6 separate regions of the Mus musculus genome follow, and all the other regions are linked to region 4. Evidence: chromatin loops called from intact Hi-C (ENCODE). Cell type or tissue: heart. All regions are shown on one strand. Region 1 has its middle 14 kb from the start of Prss55. Region 2 has its middle 36 kb from the start of Prss55. Region 3 overlaps Gata4 (GATA binding protein 4). Region 4 has its middle 2.2 kb from the start of Mtmr9. Region 5 overlaps Xkr6 (X-linked Kx blood group related 6). Region 6 has its middle 2.7 kb from the start of Neil2.

Evidence for each region. Peaks named below come from ENCODE experiments on the same cell type or tissue, not always from the same donor. Only the 100,000 strongest peaks of a DNase experiment are listed, where the experiment ranks them.
Region 1: it touches region 4 in a loop (7-fold over the local background); 6 of 42 quality-filtered maps call a loop at or near these places.
Region 2: it touches region 4 in a loop (2.3-fold over the local background); 8 of 42 quality-filtered maps call a loop at or near these places.
Region 3: a loop joins it to region 4, with 3 times the contacts of the local background. A loop is called at or near these places in 6 of 42 quality-filtered maps.
Region 5: a loop joins it to region 4, with 9 times the contacts of the local background. A loop is called at or near these places in 31 of 42 quality-filtered maps.
Region 6: a loop joins it to region 4, with 2.3 times the contacts of the local background. A loop is called at or near these places in 6 of 42 quality-filtered maps.

Annotation. Positions count from the first base shown.
Region 1 is chr14:64,069,457-64,073,456 of GRCm38, reverse strand. No RefSeq gene overlaps it. Among named protein-coding and RNA genes, the nearest start is that of Prss55, 14 kb to the left of the region's middle. In heart, CTCF peaks have their summits at 2,498 (motif pointing right) and 3,402 (motif pointing right); a DNase peak (open chromatin) is centred at 2,536.
Region 2 is chr14:64,047,111-64,051,110 of GRCm38, reverse strand. No RefSeq gene overlaps it. Among named protein-coding and RNA genes, the nearest start is that of Prss55, 36 kb to the left of the region's middle. In heart, CTCF peaks have their summits at 1,699 (motif pointing right) and 3,486 (motif pointing right); DNase peaks (open chromatin) are centred at 420, 1,810 and 3,500; H3K27ac peaks cover 720 bases.
Region 3 is chr14:63,205,180-63,209,179 of GRCm38, reverse strand. All of the region lies in intron 2 of Gata4 (GATA binding protein 4), which reads left to right. Among named protein-coding and RNA genes, the nearest start is that of Neil2, 14 kb to the right of the region's middle. In heart, a CTCF peak has its summit at 1,885 (motif pointing left); DNase peaks (open chromatin) are centred at 309 and 1,989; H3K4me3 peaks cover 307 bases; H3K27ac peaks cover 1,053 bases.
Region 4 is chr14:63,544,203-63,548,202 of GRCm38, reverse strand. No RefSeq gene overlaps it. Among named protein-coding and RNA genes, the nearest start is that of Mtmr9, 2.2 kb to the right of the region's middle. In heart, a CTCF peak has its summit at 2,437 (motif pointing left); no DNase peak of the experiment used is centred here; H3K4me3 peaks cover 444 bases; H3K27ac peaks cover 350 bases; H3K27me3 peaks cover 374 bases.
Region 5 is chr14:63,793,255-63,797,254 of GRCm38, reverse strand. The region is part of intron 1 of Xkr6 (X-linked Kx blood group related 6); the gene reads right to left. Among named protein-coding and RNA genes, the nearest start is that of Gm41175, 31 kb to the left of the region's middle. In heart, a CTCF peak has its summit at 1,864 (motif pointing right); a DNase peak (open chromatin) is centred at 1,864; H3K27me3 peaks cover 1,835 bases.
Region 6 is chr14:63,194,205-63,198,204 of GRCm38, reverse strand. No RefSeq gene overlaps it. Among named protein-coding and RNA genes, the nearest start is that of Neil2, 2.7 kb to the right of the region's middle. In heart, a CTCF peak has its summit at 2,223 (motif pointing right); a DNase peak (open chromatin) is centred at 2,224; H3K4me3 peaks cover 266 bases; H3K27ac peaks cover 872 bases.

The DNA.
Region 1 (4,000 bases), 530 kb before region 4:
TGTATGTAGGTATATGTATGTATATAAGTATGCATGTGCGCTTGTGAAATTAATGAAACAGGTGGTCAGGCCCGGTCAGTGTGTGTGTGTCCATCTTCCTTTGTTTTCTCTCTGGTTCACAAAAAGTCAACAAACCCCAAACCTCTTGCCTGTCCAGGAGGCCCCTTGAGCCAAAGAGAAAAGAATCCAAGTCCCTAAGCCTTTTTAATTTCCCCACTGCTCTCAGCAGAAGTAAAATTGGCAGAAGCCACTGGCTTCTGGTACCAGAAGAGTAAGAAAGAGCCAAATTGCCCAAAGTCAGCATCGTTTGGCACCAAATGCCGATGTCATACCCCTTTTGCTGCCTGCCTCAGTTTACCCTGTGATGTTGAAGCTGGCTTTTGACAGAGGTGGAGTAAACCAATCATCTCCCGATGGTCTTCTGATAAAGTCCTACCATCTCCCCAGTACCTCACAAGGTGACTGTGTTTGGAGAAGGGGCTATAATGGTTACTATTGCTTGTCAACCAACAGGGCAAATAGAAGCTAGGAGACAGACCTCTGAACATGTCAGTGAGGAGGTTTTTACATTAGGTTACTTGAAGTGGGAAGCATGCTACCCTGAATGTGGGTGGCATGATACCAAGGGCTGGAGTCCTGTCTACTAAGAAGGCTGTGAGCTGACCACCAGCGTTCACCATTATCTGTTTTCCCACTGTGGATGCCATGTGACCAGCTGCCTCCTGCCACCAGGCCTGCCAGGATGACTGTACCCTTAAACTGTGAGCCAGAATAAACCCCGCTAAGTTGCTTTCTGTCACATATTCTGTACTAACACAGGGGGTCTTTAAAAATGTCACTACAGTTCAATGAGTTGATGACAGAGACTGAGCCCAGGGTGGCTCATGTCCTTAAGGGGGACAGCTGGACACAGGCGACAGGGACAGAGGGAGGACTGTGAAAGCTCAGACTTCCAGAAGTGAATTTTCAGTTGAAGGCCCAATTTGAGAGTTTAGGATCCACTATGATTGTTATGAACTATAATATGGTGGGGCTAGGGGGCAGGTACCTGGTGGGCCCATGCCAAGGTGCCCCTGAGAAATCACACAATGCAGCAAACCTGTTTTATAAAGGGGGTTTATTATGGGAAGAGAGGGGAGTGAGGGCCTGGAGAAGTGGTAGAGTCAGATGGGAACAGAGCCATGCAGGCAGAGAAGCAGAGACAGAGGGATGGAGAAGAACAGAAAGGGAAAGAGGGGAAGAGAGGGGGAGAGGGAGAGAAGGAGAGAGGGAGAGAGAGAGGGAGAGGGAGAGGGAGAGGGAGAGAGAGGAGAGAGAGGGAGAGGGAGAGGGAGAGGGAGAGGGAGGGAGGGAGAGAGAGAGAGAGAGAGAGAGAGAGAGAGAGAGAGAGAGAGACTGGCCCGGAACCCATGGGGATAGAGAGAGAACTGGGGTGGTGAGCAGTCCTTTTATACACTGCCCACACCTGGCAGTCATAATGGCAGCAGGTAATGACATAAGCTGTTGCTAGGTCCCTGGGAGGAGCCTAGCAGAATTATGTAAGCCAACAATGACCCTCTCCCCAGTCATCCAAGCAGACTAAGGCAGCAAGAGGACGATGTTGAGAACTGATGAGTCTCTAGATTATTGCCTCAGTTTACCCTTTTTACCCATTTCCCTCTGCCCACACGGCCTTGTCCACACCCCCCAGAACATGTCTTGTTTTATGGTCTCCTAACCTCTCAGGTACCAATCAGAGAAAGCAAGGGACAAAAATCCCAGAGTATCTACTCAGGAGATGGTCTTAAACTAATCTCTTATTTTACTGAGTCCTCTAGTGGCCTCAAAATAGAATGCACAAGTCCATCTTTGAACCTGCCATACAATGGCAGAGAAAATCAAGTGTGACCAGTATGTATGCATGTATGTATGTATGTATGTATGTATGTTTGTATATGTATATATATATAGAAATAAGTACAGGTATAGATATATAGACATAGGTATAGATATGTATAGATATGTATGGTTTTGAATATTAATGGTAGTATCCCTGTAATATGTGCCATGAAATGTTATTTGTTGAGCTTCTTCCTATAAGGCAGAAATAGAGTTTTGCACAGAAAAACTGCCTACGAGATTACATAAAGCTACCTTCAGATACACCAAACAGTGGGTGTCTACAGAAAGCTATGTAATGGTCTTGACTCAATCATCAAACATTTGCTGAGTCGCGTCAGTCTGCTTCAGCCACCTAGATGAAGCAGGGAGCAGGATGCGTGCCCTCCATGCTACTGGGGAGGGCAGATAACAGCACAAAAATGTCACTGCCTGTGACAGGTAGAAACAGTGCAGGCAGAGGGGAAAAGGGCCAGACCTGAGGAGGGCAGCTCCTTGGTAGTGGTTTTTAGACCTCACAAATGGAAGGAGCCTGGAGGAAGTCAAGGGCAGACTATGTACAGATGCAGCTAATAAGCTGCTGAGATGAGACTGGCCTGGTAGAGCTGTCATTCCCCAATGTGACCACAAGATGGCAGAGTGGTTCAAGACTGGCTGTCGTTGCGGGAGACTACTCCGAACTTAGTTCCTCCCAAAGAGAACTTAACAGGCCTCTAAATTCCAGGGCACCTGAAGTGAGCAAAGAGATAGTAGTCCTACGCTGTGCCTGGCCACTGGAGTCTGGCAGTAACTTCTGCTCAGTTCCACAAACCGGCTCTGACCTGTTCAACTAGCTGCACTGTGAACTGTAGCGGCACTCTTAAAGCAAGAGGTCTCTGCTATCGGAGGGATGCTGCTCCCAGAGGTCCTGGATGGATGGGACCAGGCCCAGCATCCAGCTTTTTCACTTCTGAGTCGACCTCAATGCCCTTGACCTCAAGCCTGTACACATTTGAAATGTGTCCCAGCCGGGCGGTGGTGGTGCACGCCTTTAATCCCAGCACTAGGGAGGCATAGGCAGGCGGATTTCTGAGTTCGAGGCCAGCATGGTTTACAAAGTGAGTTCGAGGACAGCCAGGGCTACACAGAGAAACCCTGTCTTAAAAAAACAAAAACAAAAACAAAACAACAACAACAACAAAAGAAAGAAAGAAAGAAAGAAAGAAAGAAAGAAAGAAAGAAAGAAAGAAAGAAGGAAAGAAAGAAAAAGAAATGTGTCCCAGATCAGTAAAGAAAGCTAGCAAGTCAGTGGTTGCAGCGTCCTTCCCTGTAAGACAGGTCAGTGTAGCCTGGCCCCAGCCTTCTGACAGTGAGATGGAGTGTCTCAGTTAACTCCAGGCGTCCCAGAGCCTCAATGGCACATGTCTTTGATTGGAACCTCTAGGGTCAGAATCACCGTAACGCCAGGATGGAGTAGAGAAGACAAGGATGCCAGTGAAGGCTCCTGGATCCTCGGGTACACGGTCCGGCTGCCCCGCTCACCACCACTAGGTGGCAGTCACTAACTGCTCCTTGTTGTGTGGCTTGTTTTCAGATTTTTTTGTTATTGTTGTGGTTGTGGTTGTGGTTGTTTTGACTTTTTGTTTTGTTGTGTTGTGTGGGTTTTGTTTTTAGATAAGTGTTGCTATGTAGTTTGCTCTGGCCTTGAACTTGGCTCCTCCAGCCTCTGGGATGCTGGAAGTGAACCGCTTAGTCCCAGCTAACTGTTGTGTTCTTCTTTTAAATGCCAAAGGTCCTAGGACTTACGTTGGGAATCCTGATGCAGCTCCCAGGACTCCCCCAACCAGAACCCCTTTGTTCTTTGGTTCAGGATTCCCTGTAGTTTCCCCCACCTGCTTGCCTTTCACCTCCTTGTCTGCCTCAGGAGAACGGGGGCCTTAACTTGATAAGGATATGGCATTGGGGTTTCTGCCACATACAGTTTCCATCCCATGTCTGTGTAGACTTACACAGGGTCCTTCAAAGAAAGGGGTGCTTTTGCATGTGTGCCTATGAGCATGACTATGTATGAGGCGAGGAGAAGATATCAACTCAGTTATCCTGTCTCTGTCACATTTGGGTACTGTGGTGTTAAATCACAGTT
Region 2 (4,000 bases), 500 kb before region 4:
ATGGCTGATGGTTATCTTGCTTGTTTATCCAGTTGCTGTATAGATTGACTCTCTGAATGTCAGGGTTTGCCTGTTTCCATAACAGGAAGCCTCTTGCTGTCTTACTGTATTAAGAACCTCCAGTCAACACAATAGAATCTCAACAAAACCCTAAACACTCTGTTTGCCCGGGAGCCTCATTGAATCCAGCTCTTATTGTTTCATTTAGAGTTGGAATCCTGTATTTACAGTCAGAAGGGTGTGTGTGTGTGTGTGTGTGTGTGTGCAAGCACGTGTGTGTTTAATGAGGTCAAACGTGGCTTTTCACTTTCCAGGTTCCCCACCCAAAGCTCAGCAAACTCAGCAGAAGCCGAGGGCACCAGGATTCTCTAGCCGTAGACCTTCTGACGCTGGAGGGTGGGGACAAGCAGGACAGAGTCCCTGGGGAGCTTCCTCTTGGTCTGCTTGCCTTGGGTCAGAGGAAGAGGTTTCTGTTTGCACACTAAGCCACAGTCAGACAGTAGAACAAAACTGCAGCGTGGAACCTAGGCGCCCTGAGCCCTGCAGAGGAAACAGGATCAAAGGAAAGCCACTGGGCTGTCCCTTCTTGCACTTTCTGTTTATTATCCTTTGTGATGGCTCCCATGCCCTGGGAGTTTCCAAGAAACCCTCTGGGCATCTGATCTGGTTAAATAGTGTGGGTTTCTTTTCTTAATCTCACTTTCTTTCCCATCCTCAGCTTGGCAAGGGACTTAGAGGGGAAACAGCCTTCAGTAATAGATGTGGTTCTTCATGAAGAGCCACCTCATCCAGGACACTTAGCATAGCTACTACTGTTGTGGAGCTCCTGGGAACAGATCTCCCAGTCCGGGAGGCATGGAGCAAGCACCTAGGTACTCGATGTGAAAACTCAAGGGTACCCTTTCACTGGAAACCGGAGGATAAAGTCTTCCTAGAAAATGCGCCTATATGCCATGGGGTGCAAAGTCCTGCTACTATTAAGCCCTGAGAATATCGTAAATATAAGCTTAGGCATTCTTAATTGGTTAGTTAAGCCAATAAAACAGCTTGTGAAACCATCCACATGGGCTAAATGGGGGATTGGATGTGCTGTCTTCCTGAAGATCCAAAGCTGATGCTACCCAGTCCGCTGGAGCCAACTAAGTAGACAAAAGTTCTTTGGCTTTTGACGATGCAGCAAATGTAAATATGTTTGTATCTTGATAGATCTCTAACTTTCATCTCATGCAAAAATCTAAATAGTTACCCCTTAGTATCCATAGGGGACTGATTCTAAGGTCCCACACAGGCAGGGGTCCAGACCTCCAGAAATTCAAGCCCCTTATAGAAAATGGCATATTCTTCGCATGAAACTCATGCGCATATTTTAAATCATCTATACACTACTTATCGTACTTAACATGATGTGAATGTTATGTCAGTATTTGCTCTGATGTATTGTTTAGGGAATAATGGGGGAAAATGTCTGCATGTTCAGAACAAAGACAGCCAATGTAGATAGACCTAATCTAGCTTGGTGTCCACAAACCCTTCACTTCTCGGACACAAAACTCCCGGTTTCTGAAGACCACTGTGTGTGGCTTGTGCAGAAACCTCTGTTTTGGTTGAAGATGCTTGGTGTCTTAACCTGTTCCACTTTCCCCTGTTGACAAGGCTCCAGGCAAAGTAGCTGCCCTGGGAACTGCAATGCAAGCAACAGAGCAGTAGAGGGCACTGCTTACCTAAACACAACTCATGAACCCAGCAGGAACTAGAATTCTGATCCCTAAGGGTGATCAATCATCCAAACTGTCCTCAGGGCTCCTCCAAGCCCTGTCCAAATCAGGCCACTGAACAAGAAAGCTCTTGGATCACAAAGAGCTTCCTTGCCTTGCCCAGGAACTCAGAACTCAAACCTGGTGAGCCGTCCTCTGCGGAGAACCGTTCACACCAGCCTGTGGCCATTGTGTGGTGTTTCCTCCTGTTCTTCTTGTTCTGTTCCACTGACTTTGAACCTTGCCTTCACATCTCAGGAGATCAAATTACTTCCTTCACGATGCCTCCCCTTTAGTATTCTCATTTACCGGGCAGTCACTGCCGTGTTGTTGTCTTTGGGGTGGAGGACAGGGTAGCGTAGGGATAGTAGTACAAACTGCACCCACTTTAAACCTTGGCAGAGTAAGATTAATATTGCTTCAGAGACAAGGAGAAAGATGGGTCTCGGAGTCACTCTCACTAGGCAGCGCTTCTTGGAAAATGACCCTGACAAACAGACAGACAGACACACACACACACAGACACACACACACACAGACAGACAGACACACACACACACACACACACAGACACACACACACACACACACACACACAGACACACACACACACACACACACACACACACAGACACACACACACACACACAGACACACACACACACAGACACACACACACACACACACAATACCATTGCCTCAGGGGCAGCCAGGCCTTTGTGGGTACAGTCACAGCCTGGGTTGAGTTTTTGGCCTTGGTGTGCACACCTTTCATCCCAGCACTTGGGAGGCAGAGGCAGGTGGGTCTGAGTTTAAGGCTGGCCTGGTTCCCAGGCTAACCAGCGCTATAGAGTGAGACGGTGCCACAATAAGTAAACACACAAAAAGTCAAAACAAACAATGCAGGTCCTGCTCCAGTGGGAAATGCTCATCATGGAGGGAACCCCATGGGAACTTGGGAACTCTGTATACCTCAACTTTCTTGTGAGCCTAAAACCACCTCCGATGATAAAGCCTTTATCAACATATGCTAATTGTGATTTATTTATTCTTTCCAAATGAACGTTGACTTCCAGACCTATGGGCTCACGATCTCACCTTGTTTTCCTGAAAGACCTCCAAACTGTTGAGGAACCACCAAGCCCAGCTCTCCCCATCTGCAGATCCCAGGATGCTTGTGAGTTTAGGCTCACAACTCTGTCAGCGTTCCACTCGGAGCATAGATGTCACGAGGTTGAGATAGCACTGATGTGCCCTAGTGTCCTAGGTGTCCTAGCGGCACATGGAGTGTGTGTGCATTCAACGTTCCACGGTAACCAGAATGCAGAAGCAAGGGGCTTTGAAATTCTTTGGGGCAGTGACTTCCTGCTCTGATGTGAGGAGACCCTTCTGCATCTATCTTGTCTCCAATCCTAGAGTTTCTGTCTTCTTAAGGGCTTGAGTCTTGTTAGCTCACAAGTGTCATGAACTTTTTTTGTTTCTAGAAATTTCTAGACTCTGGGTACATAAAATTGGTGAAAATTATGCTATTTTCTCTAAATTCCTACTTGACTGGGGTAAGGTAAGGTGATATTTCAGAAATTATGATACACAGAGGATAGTGTGATTTTCTTCACAAAAATCCACATTTCTGATTTCCCCCAGGCAGATGAAAGGTGGGTGGTCTCAGACTCAGGGCTCAGAGATTTCCAGGACAAGACCTGACCAAGAAGCTGTAATATCTGATGTTGCCAGCAGGGGGCGAGGGAGATACACCACCTGTAAATGAAGCACTAACCTAGCTGCTGGTGTTTTGTTTTGTTTTTGTGGGTTTTTGTTTGTTTTGCTTTTTGTGTTTTTGTCTGTTTTGCTTTGTTTTGTTTTGTTTTTCAGGGTAATAGAACAGCTGGGAGGCTTCTCCTGTACCCATAAGCCCTGATGATGGGTGCTACCCGAAGAAGCAGAAAAGAGCTTGAGACCCAAACTTTGAGAGGGGCTGCCCCAGACCTCTTGAGGTCTCTCTCACTCTCCTGGTGGATGAGACAAAATAAAACACAGATTGCCTGATTACTCTTGCATTTCAGTGTAGCATTTAAGTGTTTGAGCTAAACATTACATGACTATATCTGTTTTGTTTCATTTATTTGAGATCAGCTCAGTATTAGCCGAGGATGACCCTGACCCTCTGGTCTGCACCTCCAGTACTCTGGTGTTTGCCACCATATCATAGGGATAAGACATTTTTAAAGCTCTTATTCACTGATTTAA
Region 3 (4,000 bases), 340 kb after region 4:
TATGCCTAGAGAAAGCATCAGATTTCTAAGTCTTCTCTTTCGTGTGTGTCCTCAACTTCTCCCTAGTTCCTCTGTCCCTTGCCTTCCCTGCCCCCTGCCCCTCTGCCCCAACCTCAGGATAATCCATCATCGGTATCCCACTGGGTGTTTACAGAGCACTCCACAGCCATTGTTGGACATTTTCTCTCTTGTTTGCAAAATGCTTTGCAGCTATTATTACAAGACTATCCTCTCAGAGTCTATCTCATCTCAGAGGGAGATGCTGACCCACTCTCTAGGGTCAATTCCCACTGCCCCGCCCCCCAGTGGGAGGACCAAACCTGTACTGGGGAGGGGTGGGAGTGTTAGGCAGGCTGTCACAGGCTGGAGCCACGGCTGAGCCCTCAACTTGCCCTCTGGGAAGGTACACCCTGCACTTTATGGGGTAAAGAGTAAGAAGTACTGACTTGTGGATCGTAGCTGGGGCACCCATTCTCCCCCAGAGTAAGTACTAAGTAGCAGAGATGGGCTGCATTCTTCCAGTTCCTCAGCTCAGAGGGAAGGGGGATTTATTTCTGTGTCCTACATAAGAGCATAAAAAGCTCCCCCAACCCAGGTGGTGCTTGCTTGGGAATCATATTTCTTCTCTTTCAAAATGAGAATTTTAAAAAGAAGTTATGATGTCATAGAGCAGCGCTTTCCTGAAAAGAGAAGCCCCCACAATTAGTCCCAGCAAAGCTGCTTTCTGGCCGCCTCTGTTGCCACCATGCTGCAGGGCACCTTGCATGTTCTGTTTCTCATTTTGCAAGTCAGAGTCAGCATCTTGCACCTCCATTACATCGCCTTTGTATTAATCACTTGAGGTTTCCCTATAGGGGCTGGAGAGACATCACAGTGAGTAAGAGCACTTTGTTGCTCTTGCAGAGTAACAGGGTTCGGTTCCCAGAATCCACACGGTAGCTCCCAACCATCAGTAACTCTAGTTCCAGGGGGTTTGATGCCTTTTCATCTTTGCAGGTACTAGGCACACACATGGTACATATACATTCATGTAGGCAAAGTGCTTATACACACAAAACAAGTCTTTTTTAAAAAATAAAATACCCATGTAACATTTCACCGAAGTGGTTGGGTAGTAAGATTTTGTGGTGGACTCCATACACAGGCATGCCTGGCTAGACGTCTTGAGGAAACATGGTCTTTGCTTCCTGCCCTGCCCCCTCCTTTGGCTGCTGAGTGGCACTAACAGGTCTATCTGGGTGGGACTTCCACAATTCCTATCCTAGGCCAACGGTATCTGCCACGAAGTCCACAGCCAGTTGACAGTTCTGAAAATGGAATGAGTCATCTTGTCGCTCACTATTGATTCTCAGGGCCAGTCTGTTAACCCCGACCACTAGCATTCTGAGACCTAGGCACCCTCTTAGCTCCTGTGGCATCTGTCAGCTTGTTTAAATCACAGATGTTTGCTAAATGTGTCTGGGTGATGAATGCATATTCATCAATGTCCAATGACTTCACCTGGGTAGGAAAACCACTGTTAGAAGGCACTGCCTGGTCTTTGAGGTGCACTCGCAGGGGGTTCCTCAAGTCAGCCTTTGTGTTGAGTTCTCAGAGCAGGGATGGATGAGTAGGCACCAGAGAGGACACATCTATGGACTCCGCTAATTTCCTTTGATATGCATGTACAGGAATGGGCAAAGTGTGAGGGAGCGCGGGAAAGCGGGATCTCCCTTCTCACAAACAGCAGTGGATCACAAGGGGTTTTTACCCTAGAGTTGAAATGAACCAGAGGGGGAAAGAAACTGGCATGAGCATCTTTAAAGGGAGAGTATGGAGTTGAACCTATTAGAGAAACATTGTGGTCTTGGTTACATTTAGAGACTGTAGTGCCATCTAGTGTTCATGGCGAACAAAAGCCTACTGCTAACTCCCTCTCAGCCCTGCTGGCTTCTGGCTCTGGGAACTCCTGACCTTTCTACTGTTCTCAGGAGAGGGCTTGAGAGGAAAGAGCCAGGCTGACAGGCTGCAGATGACAAGCTGCTGGTGCTGGTGCTGGTGGTGGCCCAGTAGAGAGCAGGCCATGGGCAAGAGTCACCTCTAGAGGCAGGTGACCTTGATGAAAGGCCTTCAGTGTGACACAGGTGTAAAAATAGCCTCTGTGCTGACTTAACTCCCTGGCTTGAGCAAACGGCCCCTCACACCTGTATATTGTTTGCTTGGCATAGACACACTGCTACCTGTTTGCAGGTGTAAATGACTGTTTATGTACCCAGAGTTATGAGGAGGGTGCCCTATCCGTTTCCAGCCAACGTTCTCTTAGTACGGATTACTGAACAGCAGAGCTGGCAAACCCCAGACCTGGGGCTAAAGGAGGGAAGGACCTTTAAGGGGTCCACTTTTAAGGGGTACCACTGGCTTTCCCGGAGAACTCAGCATTGCCTTTGGTATCAGGAAAGGGGTAATATGGAGACCAAGGTGGCTATGCTTAGGGACAAAAAAAAAAAAAAAAAAGTAGATGGCATGAGTCAGAGAGAATTCTGGAAGCTTTTAACTAGGCTTAATATAGGTCAAAGGGAATGAGAAAACCAACCCTACCTCTCTCACTTGGACAATGAGAAGGGACATGTGGGCTCCGCCAGTTGTAGAATTCTGCAGACATGGAAGATAAAGGGGAAGGTTTAGTGAATGGAAGGATGGCAGAGGGTGACAGCCTTCTTCTGGTGGAGGGCTGACACTTACATTTGATTGACTCTAAGGCACTAAGGATTTTGGTCTGTGTCTTTATTATATGCTCCATATACCAAGAAAAGGGCAAACAATAATATCAGATCATGCATATGGTTACAATGGGATCCTAGTTTCATTTCTGTTGCTGTGATAAAATACCCTGACAAAAAGAAACAGAAGAGAGAAAGGGGTTTACTTTACATTACAATTCCAAGTTACAGTCCCATCACTGTAGGGAGTTCCAGGAGCAGGAGCTTGAGGTAACAGTTCCCATCACATCCACCGTCAAGAGCAGAGAGAAAAGAATGTGTGCATCCATGCTTGCTTGCTTGCTTGCATTCCTTTTCTCTACTCTTGCACAGTTCAGGACTCCTTGCATAGGGAATGGTGCTGCCTACACTGGGCTGGGTCTTTCCACATCAATTAGCTTAAGACAATCTTCCATATGCATGCTCACAGCCAATCCCATGTAGACTCATTGAGACTCTCATTGAGACTCTCTTCTGAGGTAATTCAGTTCGCAATAGTTCTGTGTCAAGTTGACAGTTAAAGCTAACTGTCACATGTGGGAAAACTAAGAACGACTCATTTAAGAATGTAAACAAAACTCTAGTCTCCCTGACCTAGACAATCTCCTTCTAGAATAGAATTCAGAGTAATAAGCAGAAACTCATAGATTTACATACAAAGAGACCCATATTTACAAAACAAATGCCAGAAACTAGGCAGGGATTAAGCAGCTATTGAAGAGCAGAAGCGAAAGGTGAGGAAACATTTCAATGATGGACAATTACAGTGTGATGGGAGGAGTTTATAATACACTTCCAATGTGGTAACACATTAGGGCAGTAAGCAAACATAGCAAAGCAAGATAGGCTTGACCATATCAGCTTGACCTCAACTAGGCAAAAACATGTGTCAACACTGGAAGTCTTACAAAGGACAGAATAAAACGACACACCCACAACTCTGCTAGTGACCTGTACTTTCTTTATATGTTTCAGTATTAATTCTCCTACAGTGTAAATACCTCTACATTCCATCACACACACTCCAAAGGAACAATAATCAGCATGAGTTACTTTTGCAATTACTAGGACCACGAGAGCTAGGGAAAAAAATTGCTTAACAGATAACAGAGTTATTCTAGCTTATGATTTCATAGGGATTTGGTTCCCTGTGGCAAAGGAATCATGGAGGAGTGGGTAGGGCTGTCAGTATACTGTGGAGGTTTTAGAGTACCACAGACCAGAAAGCAGGGAGAGCACATGAGGAGCAAGGGTCCCAGTGT
Region 4 (4,000 bases):
AAAAAGCTGGGTGTAGAGCAGCTGAAATAACTTAGGCAGAAAAGGTGCTTGCCACCAAGCTTGTCCATCTGAGTTTGATCCCACCCAAATAAGAGAAGTAACTCCTATATGTTGTCCTCTGATCTCTACAAGAAGATCTATGTACACACACACGTACACACACCACCACCACCAACAACAACAACAAATGCATTTGAGGATGGAGAAGAGCCCTCCTATACTGCTGGTGGGGATGTAAATTAGTTCAAGTGCAACAGAAAACAGTACGTGGCTCCTCCAAAATCTAACAGTGAGATCATCAAGATGGTTCAGCAGGAAAGGATGGCTGCTGACAAAGCCTGATTACTTAAGTTCAATCACCAGAATCCTCAATGTATGAATTCTCACCTAACCCATGCCTGTGTCATGTCATATAAGACATCAATCTTAAAAGGTAAAATAAAATAATAACTGAAAAGAAAACTAACAATAGAATTACCACAATGACCCAGCTAGACCAGTCTTGACCATCTGCCCATAGGACTTCCAATCAAAATACCACAGAGAGACTTGCACATCAATGTTTATTGTAGACTGTTCACAATAGCTAAGCTATGAATCAGCCACATCTGTCAATAGCTGAATGGATAAAAAAAAAGTGACACTCTCAATGCACTTTTATTCATATGCGCAGAAGAAATTAGTGTTTTCAGGAAAGTAGATGGACTTTGGATCATGTAAAGGGAAACAAATCAGATGCAGAAAGACAACAATCACGTTTTCTTGTTTGTAGTTCTCAGGATGAAATTTTTCTGATTATACACCTGTACCATTTTAATCTTGAGAATAAAGATAATAGTAGTACCTGCAAGGCAATGACGAAGTCCTTTAAAATTTTTTCTTAAAAAAACATTCACTTTATTTGTATGAGTGTTTTAACCTGAATGTATGTAGTACTCTTTGTGCTTGCTTGATGCCTTTGGAGGCCAGAAGATGGCACTGGATTCCCTGCATCTGGACTTAAAGATAGTTTTGAGTTTCCATGTGGGTGCTGGGAAGTGAACCTGGGTCCTCTGAAAGAGCAGTGACTACTCTCAATCTCTGAGGCATCTCCCAGTGCTCCTTAATATTTCAATTCAATTTTATGGTGTGTCCTCTCTCTCTCTCTCTCTCTCTCTCTCTCTCTCTCTCTCTCTCTCTCTCTCTCTGTGTGTGTGTGTGTGTGTGTGTGTGTGTGTGTGTGTGTGTGCAGGTGTATATTACTGTGTGGGCCTGGGAGTTTGAAGGTCAATATCAGGTGCATTTCTTGAGTCCTCTGAACTTTATTTTTGAGTCAGTTTCTCTCATTGGTTGGTCCAGAGTTTACTGTTTCTGCTACAGTGGTTGGCCTGTGAACCCTCAGGATCCTCTTGTCTCTGTCCCCCTTCTCTGGCACTGGGGTTTTAGACTCAGATTTCTTCTTTGTATATGTTCTGGGGTTTTGACCTTAGGTCTTTACACTTGCTCCTTACCCATTGTGGTGGTGGGAATAAGAATGGCCTAATAGGTTCAAATATTTGAAAGCATAGGGATTAGCACTATTTGAAAGGTGTGGCCTTGTTGGAGGAAGTGTGTCACTGGGGATGGGCTTTGGGGTTTCAAATGCTCAAGTCAGACCAGCAGCTCTTTAGAGCTTCCTGCTGCCTAAAGATCCAGATGTAGAACTCTCAGCTCCTTTTCCAGCACTGTCTGCCTGTGTGCTATTATGTTCTGCCATGATGATGATGGACTGAACCACTGAAACCAAAAGACACCCTCAATTAAATGCCTTCCTTTATAAGAGTTGATGTGATCAGACTGAGTTAGAGAACAGACTGAAGGAGCTGAAGGGGTTTGCAACCCATAGGAAAAAGAACATCAACCAACCAGACCCTCAGGGCTCCCAGGGACTAAACCACCAACCAAAGAGTACACCTGGAGGGACCCATGGCTCCAGCTGCATATGTAGCAGAGTATGATGTTGTCGGACATCAATGGGAGAAGAGGCCCGTGGTCTTGTGAAGGCTCGATGCCCCAGTATAGGGGAATGTGAGAGCCGGGAGGTGGGAGTGTGTGGGTGAGCATCCTCATAGAAGCAGGGGAAGGGAGGATAGAATAGAGTGTCTCCGGGGGAGACCTGGAAAGGGGATAACATTTAGAATGTAAATTAAGAAAATATCTAATTAAAAAAAAAAAAAGAGTTGCTGTGGTCATGGTGTCTCTTCACAATAGAATGCTAAGGCACCCATTGAGCTATCTTTATAGTCCTTAAGTAAATCCATTGTACACATTATAAATTTTATTATTTTCTTGGCTTATCAGAATCCCCTGAGGCCCTTATTTCTTGACTGTTTGGACAGTTAATATTTGACTACATCATTGGATTATTTTAATAGAGGCATATCCCATTGACTTTGAATTCTACCGCCACCTACTGCTTATGTGGGGAACTGTTTCTTGCTCTTTACTCAGGCTTTATTCCTAACTACTAAGTTTGGTTTTCTCAGCGCTAGTGAACTTTCTACGCTTTGAACTTCAAATCACTGGTGATTTAATTTCCTAATCGTTTCTGGTACTTCATTATAACAACTCAGAAGATACCTAATTTTTTTCTCTTGGCAAAAAACAAATAAAAGGAAAAAATCCTAATTTATGACTTTATAGAGCATGAAACATTTTAACTTAATGAAATAACGTTTTCATAATTTATTTTCAAGAAAACCAGAAGGGCCACAGAATCCATGGAGACTTTCTATCTTCTAGCATATACTAAATTGGACACTAAGTTCTTCCTTGGATATCTTCCATTCGGGGAGCCTTACCCTTCAAGGCTTTACTTTCATTTTTTTCTCTGTATAACTTTTCATTATTTTTCAGATTAAAAGTTTTCCATTCCACAATTTGTAGTTAATACAATGAGTCAAGTGAGGAAGGAAAGTAAACAAATCCGGTGTGGAAAACACCTCCACATTACTTCACCTCAGTCCATCAGCATCCATTGCTGGTTGTTTTCCTTTTGCAGATAAACTGGATCGCAGGAGTGAGTGATTTAGGAAGGGAAGGTTTTTAGAAAAGACAAGAACAAAATCAAGGACAAACACTGTGCAATCTGGTCAACTTCACTTTGCACACTCTGAAGTCAGCTACCTTGCTGTTCGTAGACACTGACTGGGTGGTGAGAATTTTCACTGCTAACACAGTAAAAGCAGGCCAGGACTCAAACATAATTCTTATTCTGGGATAAAGTAGAGGGATAGAAAGCAAGAAGAGGGAAATTCTATAGGTGGAACAACATTATGAACTAACCAGTACCCCGGAGCTCTTGACTCTAGCTGCATATGTATCAAAAGATGGCCTAGCCGGCCATCACTGGAAAGAGAGGCCCATTGGACTTGCAAACTTTATATGCCCCAGTACAGGGGAATGCCAGGGCCAAAAAGTGGGAGTGGGTGGGTAGGGGAGTGGGGGGGGGTATGGGGGACTTTTGGGATAGCATTGGAAATGTAAATGAGGAAAATACCTAATAAAAAATTAAAAAAAAAAAAAAAGAAGAGGGAAATTACAACAGCAAAACTCTGTCATTGCAGTGTCCGTGAGCAGTTCAGCTAGACTGTACTTAGCCGGGATACTATGAAGTCGTGACCAATATACCAAGGTCTTGATTTCAGGCTTTGCTACAGATTAACTGAACTATCTCTGAAGACACTAGAGTCCTTTCGCAGGGCGAGGATTAGTCAGTTTCTCTTTCCATCCTTTTAGAATATGCTGTTCTTGGTTAAAGTCATGGCGCTCTCAAAGAGTCTAAAGCATAGATTGTCCCATGTCTCTTCCAGACACCAAGATGCTACTTTTCGATCACAACCTCCGCTTCCATCCTACATTTGACATCTCTTCGTGACCAATTCATGAGACAACTACCAGGTAGCGCAAACGAAGAGCCCTTGAGGGACAGCACTCATGTGGAGGCTGGCAGGTCAGCGACGTCTTCTCGTCTCGCCTTTTC
Region 5 (4,000 bases), 250 kb before region 4:
GTAGGAAGGGGCCAGGATATAGGCAGACTTGTTTGGGTAGGGTCCTGTCCAAACACAAGGGTCAGAAGCACAACTCTGTAGGTCAGGATCAAGAATGGACCCATGCACACAGTGACACATATTCCTGAGCTGGAACTGTACAGACAGGGCACAGGGCTGACAACCCTCACAAGGCTCAGTGGCCCTCAGGCACTGCTCACTCGAGTCTGCTGGACAATCCTCTCGACCCTCTCCACAGCATTGACATCGGCCCCTCCTCACTGGCGCACGCTGCCCACTCCTGCCCCATGAGAACTCTTCCTCACAAGACAGCCAGTGTTCTTGGAAGGTTCTAAGGTACAGGCAGCTTCTCCCCTCTGAAGCCAGTTTCCCAGTGCTCAGAATAATCTCCCCAGCCCTCCTCGGGTGTCAGGGCCTCACCTCATCTCCAGTATCTCAACAGCAGTCCTGTTCTCCCAGACCCTCTTCCTCATCTGTCTTCCTTGCCTCCCCTTGGAGCACAGGAGCCCTGTGTGCGTGGAGACCAGCTGACGGCACCCTGATATATCTCCCTGCAGGGGTCAGTGCCTGTGGAAGAAGCAGGCTGGGAAGGCCTGTTCTCTGGGGCTGAGGACTCCAGGCAGGACCACATACTCACAACACCTTAACGGCAGGGGAGGACCCTGGGAGGAGCCACTGTCTTCCTAGTGGTGGGAGGGGATGAAGCAGCCAACTCTGAGTGATGCTTCAGGAAACAGAGCAGCTGCATGTCTGGCGGAGCAGTGGTAGCTGCGTATCTCATCAACCAGCAGTATTCCCTGGCTCAAACTCAGCCCGACTCAGATGCAGTGGCCCACAACAGAGAGGCCCGTGACGCCCCCCCCCCCCCTCGCTCAACTATGCTCAGAACACAGTTCTGCCTCTCGGCTCTCAGGAGTGGCCCACGTGCTGTATCCGCGAGTACCAGAGACAGTCTGGCCATCGCGGGTAACAATGCCAGCATCCGCTTCACTCCTTCTGTACCAAGGTGCAGAAAGAAACCCCCTCTGTCCAGGGAGGCGGGAGGAAAGCCAGAACCTGTCCCCTGGGTCAAGACGCCTAGGCTTGGATGTCACACCTTCTGGTAGTCAGCACCCCACGGCCTCTGCCCTGGGATGAGAGCAAAGAGAGTGGAGCTTGGGACTTCCAAACACTCACTGGGCAAATGTGGTCCTCCCTTCCCCAGCTCTAAATTTTTGAAACAGGGTCTCATATATCTCAGGCTGGTCTTGAACTTGCTACGTAGACAAAATAAGCTTGAACTTCTCATGCTCCGTTTCCTGAGTACTGTGGCTACTCTCTCTTCCATCTTTTAGTCTTGGTCTCCAGTTAGTAACAGAGGGATGTTTGTTTGCTGGCTTGTAATAAACTAGTTCTGGATACAGACATAGCCTAGCTCACTTGATAGACCAGGAGGCCAAGACAAGAGTCTAAACTGATTTGTCTCCATCATTCTGGGAAAGTGTGTGTGTGTGTGTGTGTGTGTGTGTGTGTGTGTGTGTGTGTAGGGGCCCCTAAATCTATACGACAGTGTTCTGAACCTGCCTTGTAAAGTGGCCCTCTCAGTACGGGGCCAGACACTTTCTCTAGTGTGCAGGGCCCTGATGGCTCTTGGAAGCATGGATCAGGCCATCGCCCAGAGCAGATGGGATGCCACATTCTTCACTGAGCTGCATAGATTTTACCTCCCTATCAGTCCCAGGAGGTTTAGGGAATGAGCCGGTGACAGGACGCCACATCTTTCCCCTGAGTCCTTGAGGCGTTCCAAGCCTTGGGATCAGAGATAGATCCCCCTTCAGCTTTTTGGACTGCCTATCTCCTGTGCAGGTGTCTTCCTCCCGTGACCACAAGGTGGCGCCAAACCCTAAGCGTCGCAAAAAGGAGGCGCCACACCGGTGATCTCATACCTTAGGGCCTGCTCCCTCCTATGCGGCAGTGCTGGATGCAGGGGCCACCTGCTAGCTGCAGTGCATGTTGGTCAATTTGTACCGGGGTTCCAACTGAAGGCATGGTGAGTGCCGAGTTCTCCCCTACTGAGAAAGCTGGACCAGGAAGGCAGCCCAGGAGAGAAGACGCCCACCGGGCTGTTCCTGGATTTACTATCTCCTCTTCTTATGTCACCTCCTGTCACCCTGTGTCTCCTCTAGGAGTACCAGATCTCACAACAATCAGTGTAAGAGCCAGGAGATTGCAGTTGCCTGAACACGGAAGGGCTGCGTGGCCGCTAAGCGGATCTCTTCCCTAGGCTCCACCCTCACCCCAACCCCTATCGTTATCCTCCCCTACCCTAGGTTTACACACAAGAGAAGGTTTGAACTCGTGCCAGTACTTTATGTCATTGTTTTCTCAAGTGTGGCTTCACGGTGTTCAAAGTATGGCACACACTTTACACATGGTAACCTGCATTTGAGTGTGCGGAAAGGTTCTGAGCAATCGTTTTGAGTTAGTGAGTGGAGAGCATGAAGTCACTTAATCCTCGCAACAAGGGGTCTGCAGCAACCCCTCACCTCACAGATTGCCAACTGGAGCTCTGAGGCAAAGGCGTGCTCCTCAGTTTACCCAGCTGCATAAATAACTGAGTGGAATACCACGCCACACCCGGGCAGTCTGGCTTTGGGTCCAGACCTGCACAGCTCTCAGGCAGACCATTTGTCTCTTTCTCTCGAGCACAGTCCACATTGTTCTGATCGTTACAATCTGCCTATCCTCTGAGGCCTGGTTTCCTATCTATAAGATGCCTGTTCTAGAGTAGGGCCCCAGGAGAAGCTAAGTAATGAATGCACACCATCTTGCCCCCCCCCACACACACACAAAGGGCCATGAAAGCCTGGATTGTAAAGTCTCTATGAAAACAAGGGAGTGCACCAGGTAGGTGGCTGCTGACTAGGTGTGCACCTCCCCCTGACTTTAGCTCCCATGGCTATGGGAATTGTCTTGATTGTTTATTAGTGTAGGCCACTATAGGTGGAAGTATTCCCTAGGCGGGTGGTGCCGGGCTGTATAAGAAGACCAGCTATCCAGGAGCCGCTAGCAGCATTCCTCCATGACTTCTGCTTCAAGTTTCTGCCTAAGTTCCTATCTTCACTTCCCTCAGTAATGGACTGTGACCTGGAAGTGTAAGCCAATAAACTTATTCCTCCCCGAAGTTGCTTTTGGTTAAAGTGCATAATCATAGCAATACAGATGAGACTAGTATACAAGTCAAATCCAATAATATATTATCTTATCTAGCCATATAATATACATACCATATATATTATATATATAGAGATATACATATATTATATATACATATACATCCATATATATATGGTACACCAAAGCCAGAGCCAGATGGAGTTTATCATAACATGGAAGGCTGGTTCCATTTTTCAAATTCAATGAATGCAAACTCTGTCATTAGCAAAACTCACGCAGCACATTAACCCAGGCAGAAAATGTCTTTGACAGAATCCAACAACTATTCATAATAAAAACACACAGCAAGCAAAACCTGGAGCAAAACTTCCAGAATCTTATGAAGATGCCGGACACTAATAAACCCACACCATAACACCACGCATAATGGTAAAGGCTGAATGTTTCTGTCGGAAGACCAGGGGCAAAGCCAATGGTGTCCACTCTCACCCTCATCCCACCTCATGATGGGAGGAGCAGCCGGGTCACCAGCGCAAGACGGTGAACTGTAAACAGAAGATACAAACAGATCGCAGAGGGAGTACACCCATCTCTAGCTGGCAGAGGCTTAGGCTGAAGATCTAACAGCTGGCACAGGCCCACGTGTAGGACGGACGTGGAAACACCTTAAGAACAAGGTGAACAGACAGAAATCAATACTGTTTCTGTAGCTAACTTATGGATAGCTGAAAATTCAAAATAGAAATTCCATTTATATACTCCAAAATGAAATGATTAGATATAAATCTAATAAGGTGTGCAAGATTTGTATAATGAAGGTAAAAGATGTTCAGAGAAACCAAAG
Region 6 (4,000 bases), 350 kb after region 4:
TTAATGGGCACACATGCCATAGGACCCCAGTGGAGGTCAGAGAACTACTTCCGGGAGTCCGTTCTCTCTTTTCCACCATTTTATAGCTTCCAGGGATCAAGCTCAGGTCTTCAGGCTTGTGTGGTAAGTGCTCTCTCTGCTCAAGTAACCCAAGAAAAACTTTTCAGCTCTCAAAAGAATAATAGTTTGGTGTATCCTGAGAGGCTCTGCCAGTGCCTGACAAATACAGAAGTGGGTGCTCATAGCCATCTATTGAACAAAGCACAAGGTCCCCAATGAAGGAGCTAGAGAAAGTACCCAAGGAGCTGAAGGGGTTTGCAGCCCTATAGGAGGAACAACAATATGAAACAACCAGTACCTCCAGAGCTTCCTGAGACTAAACCACCAAACAAATGAAACACATGGTGGGACTCATGGCTCCAGCTGCATATGTAGCAGAGAATGACCTAGTCGGCCAGCAATGGGAGGAGAGGCCCTTGGTCCTGTGAAGATTCGATGCCCCAGTATAGGGGAATGCCAGGGCCAGGAAGCAGAAGTGGGTGGGTTGGGGAGCAGGGGTGGGGGAGGGAAGAGGGGAAACTAGGAAGGGGGATAACATCTGAAGTGTAAATAAAGAAAATATCTAATTTTTAAAAAAGAAAAAAAAAGAAGAATAGCTTGGGGACTTGAGAGATGGCTCAGCATTTAAGAGCACTGACTGCTCTTCCAGGGGTCCTGAGTTCAATTTCCAGCCAGCACATGGTGGCTCATAACCATCTGTAATGGGATCCAATGACCTCTTCTGGTATCTGAAGACAGTGACAGTGTACTCGCCTACATAAAATAAATAAATCTTTAAAAAAAAAATAGCCAAAGCCATTAGACTGAGAGCTACTGTCAGCCAGGTAAGATGAGTCCTAGTAAGAAGACAGATCCCAAACTGTTAGCCAGAAGAGGTTCATGGTTTTGGATTAGGGCATTTTTGCTTAAAACATTTACATTACTTCTCTTTGGAAATGGGTTTCAGAACTCTTTTTGTGTATTCTCATAATTGGTACCTCCCTCCAACTAAGGTAACTCATCCTCCTGGATCAGCAGACTTGTTGCCTCCCCCAATCAATCAATCAACACTTAAGGAAGCCTGAGTTGCTTTATCCAAGAGACTATAAAAGATGAGACAGGCCTGGGGGCAGACACTGTGCATTATCAACAACGGCAAAGACACACTCCCTTGTTAGAACATGGTTGGGGTGAGGGGCGATGAAAAATGATGTCCTTAGAATAAATGGCTTTTTCAATGGGCAAGTGTACATAAGAAATCACACTGCATTATGGTTATGCCACCAGCACGAACGAAACTTCCTGCAACCCAGTTTTAAGTCGCTGTGCAGTTGGGTAAGCCTTGGCCCTGGCTTCTGAGCAGGAGGCAGCTTAGCTGTGCTTGTGTTTGGTTGGATAGATGTTAGTGGCCACAAGTTTCTCATCACCGAATATGCCCTGAATGTGGGGCTGCAAGACGATTAGGAGGAAGTCTTGGCCCCAAAGCTTGGCATGTTGACTGCAGTTGTCAACTTTCCTTTGCCATAACCAAACACTTGAGATAAGTAACTTAGATGAGAAAGGTTTAGGCTGGGGATGTACCTCAATTGGTAAAGCATGCAGGAAACCCTGGGTTCATTCCCCAGCACCGTATAAAGCAGGTGTGGTGGTACATGCCTGGTACCTCAGCACTCTCGAAGCAGGAGGATCGCAAGTTCAAGGCCAGCCTGAGTTACACTAGACCTTGCCTCAAATAAATTAATAAGAAAGCCTATTTTGAGAATCTGGTATAGTCTAGGTTTGGAAGTCTGTTAGATTAGCCAATTCAAGTCTGTCTAGGGTGCCCAAGTGCTTGGTGGGCCAAATGAAGCCTGAAGAAAGCCTTATGTAGCTTAATGAATACTGGATAATTTCTGACAATCACTCTATCCCCTTCCTGGAGGTACAAGTCTACACTCTATGAGCGTTTAGGGGTCTAGTTGCTAAGAATGTGGGAACTGTCTCAAAGGTCACCCATGGCCAGCCTGGGAGAGTTGAATGAGAACAACCAAGTTATGAAAAAGGAAGCACAGATCATAGTGGCCTCAGAGGTCACCTGAAGGACCAGATCCTCCAGTGCTGCCATCCAGTGACCTTCCCTATGGTTCCAGAGCCCCTCCACAGGACGAGGGAGAGCTCCAGGAAGCACTGTGCATGCAGTTCTTGCATTCACCACGTGGGGGCACAGACATTCGCTTCTCCCCTTTCAGCTCCGTTAGCAGGGTTTTCAAGCCCTTGATCTGAGATCAACACACAACCAAATTCTACTACTCAAAAGCACTAGTGTTTATTGAGCACTACTGCTGCCAGACACTGACAGCTTTAGCCAGCTTGAAGGAAACATTTGTACGTCTTTGCAAACATGGTTTGCACACAAAAGTACAGGTTTCAAGTCACATGTCGGAAATCACAGAAGTACTACGGAACCAAGATGTAAAACCTGTCTTTTGGATTCCAGAATTCCACTCCCGTGGAATAAGAACCTTACTATCTGTGGAGCCCCTGCACAGCCTGAGTTGAACAATCCTTAGCTTGTGAATGTTTCCTAACTAATATCTCAAGCATTCCCTCAACAAATGTGACTTCTTAGATCCATTCTCCAAGCCAGAGTGTGGTCTTTTAATAAATATACAAGCAGCATCAGTGCCAGAAAGGCACATCTCTGGTCCTGTGACAGATTTCTCATAACCTACACTTAAGCGTTTCTGGGTGACTCATATACGTATCAGGGTTTACAGAGTGTGGCTTTATGTCTGTAACACCATGACACAGATGTTCCATTTAAAGACCGGATTTAGATACTGTTTTCTCACAGCTAATGAAGCAGTCAGACTGGTTAAAGACTTTCCATGGTGACTTGCACAAGGTGTGTGTTCAGTAAACTGTACTTGTGATTATAAGTGACAGCAGCAAACTGTGAGCTGTTGGTTTTTCTCAGCTGCAAAGTCCCTTGGGCTCAGAAGAGATCTCTTAGGTGCACAGCTCCAATTCCACCAGATAAGGCAAGGCTTATCTTTAGGATATGGCTTATAGGTAGGTAGGAGTGTGTGTGTGTGAAAGCTGCCACAGGGACATACTGTATCCTGCAGAAGATGTGAGTCTCCCAAGATGCCAGATACCGAAAGTGGGAACACATGCCCCGGTCCTTATATACACAAAAAGAAGGGACCCCCTCCTGCAAATGTCGCACCTTCAAGCTCACCCTCTGCCTTGAGGGGAGCTTTGTACCTCTGAGATACTAGAGGCCTCCTCTCCTTACTTCCTATTCTTGCCCTACAGTCAGCGATATGGTAGAAGGCTAGCTGAACCCCTCCTTGAAGCAGGGCTGTCTCCCCCATGCCGGCCAAGTTCAGAGACTGACACCTTAGCCACTTCCGAAGGCCACGGAGTTCACCAAAGGTCTCTTGACATCCTGTACAGTGCTGGCTCCAACCGTTCTTGGCGACCTATTTTTTGAATAACCTGGTATCATCTTTAATCTCTTAAGAAAACACTTCAATACACAACGTTTTAAAAGCGTATAGTATAAACTCAAAGATGATTAAAATAATACAAAGCAAAAGTAAATAAATCTCACTCTTTAAAAGTGTTACAGGCCAGGTGTGCTAGCCGTGTTTAAAAATCCCAGTACTAAAGGAACTAACTTTGTCGGTTCATGCACGAGTTCAGGACTAGCCAGGCTTTGTCTCAAAAATACAAAACCCATACAAAAAAACCTTCGCGAAGGGTGTGGAGAAACTGAAATGTCTGCCTTGGCCTGAGCCACTCAAGACCTTTGGATTCTGAGCGCTTGCCTATTCTCAGTACCAGTCCACTCTTTCCCAGGCAAGCCTGGGAGAGGAAACGGGGAGACTTGAGATGGGGAGGGATAACTCAGAGGTATGGTGACTCTGGAGGGTAGGCGAAGGTGCTCCCAGAGTTATTTCCCAGAGAAAGAGCTTGA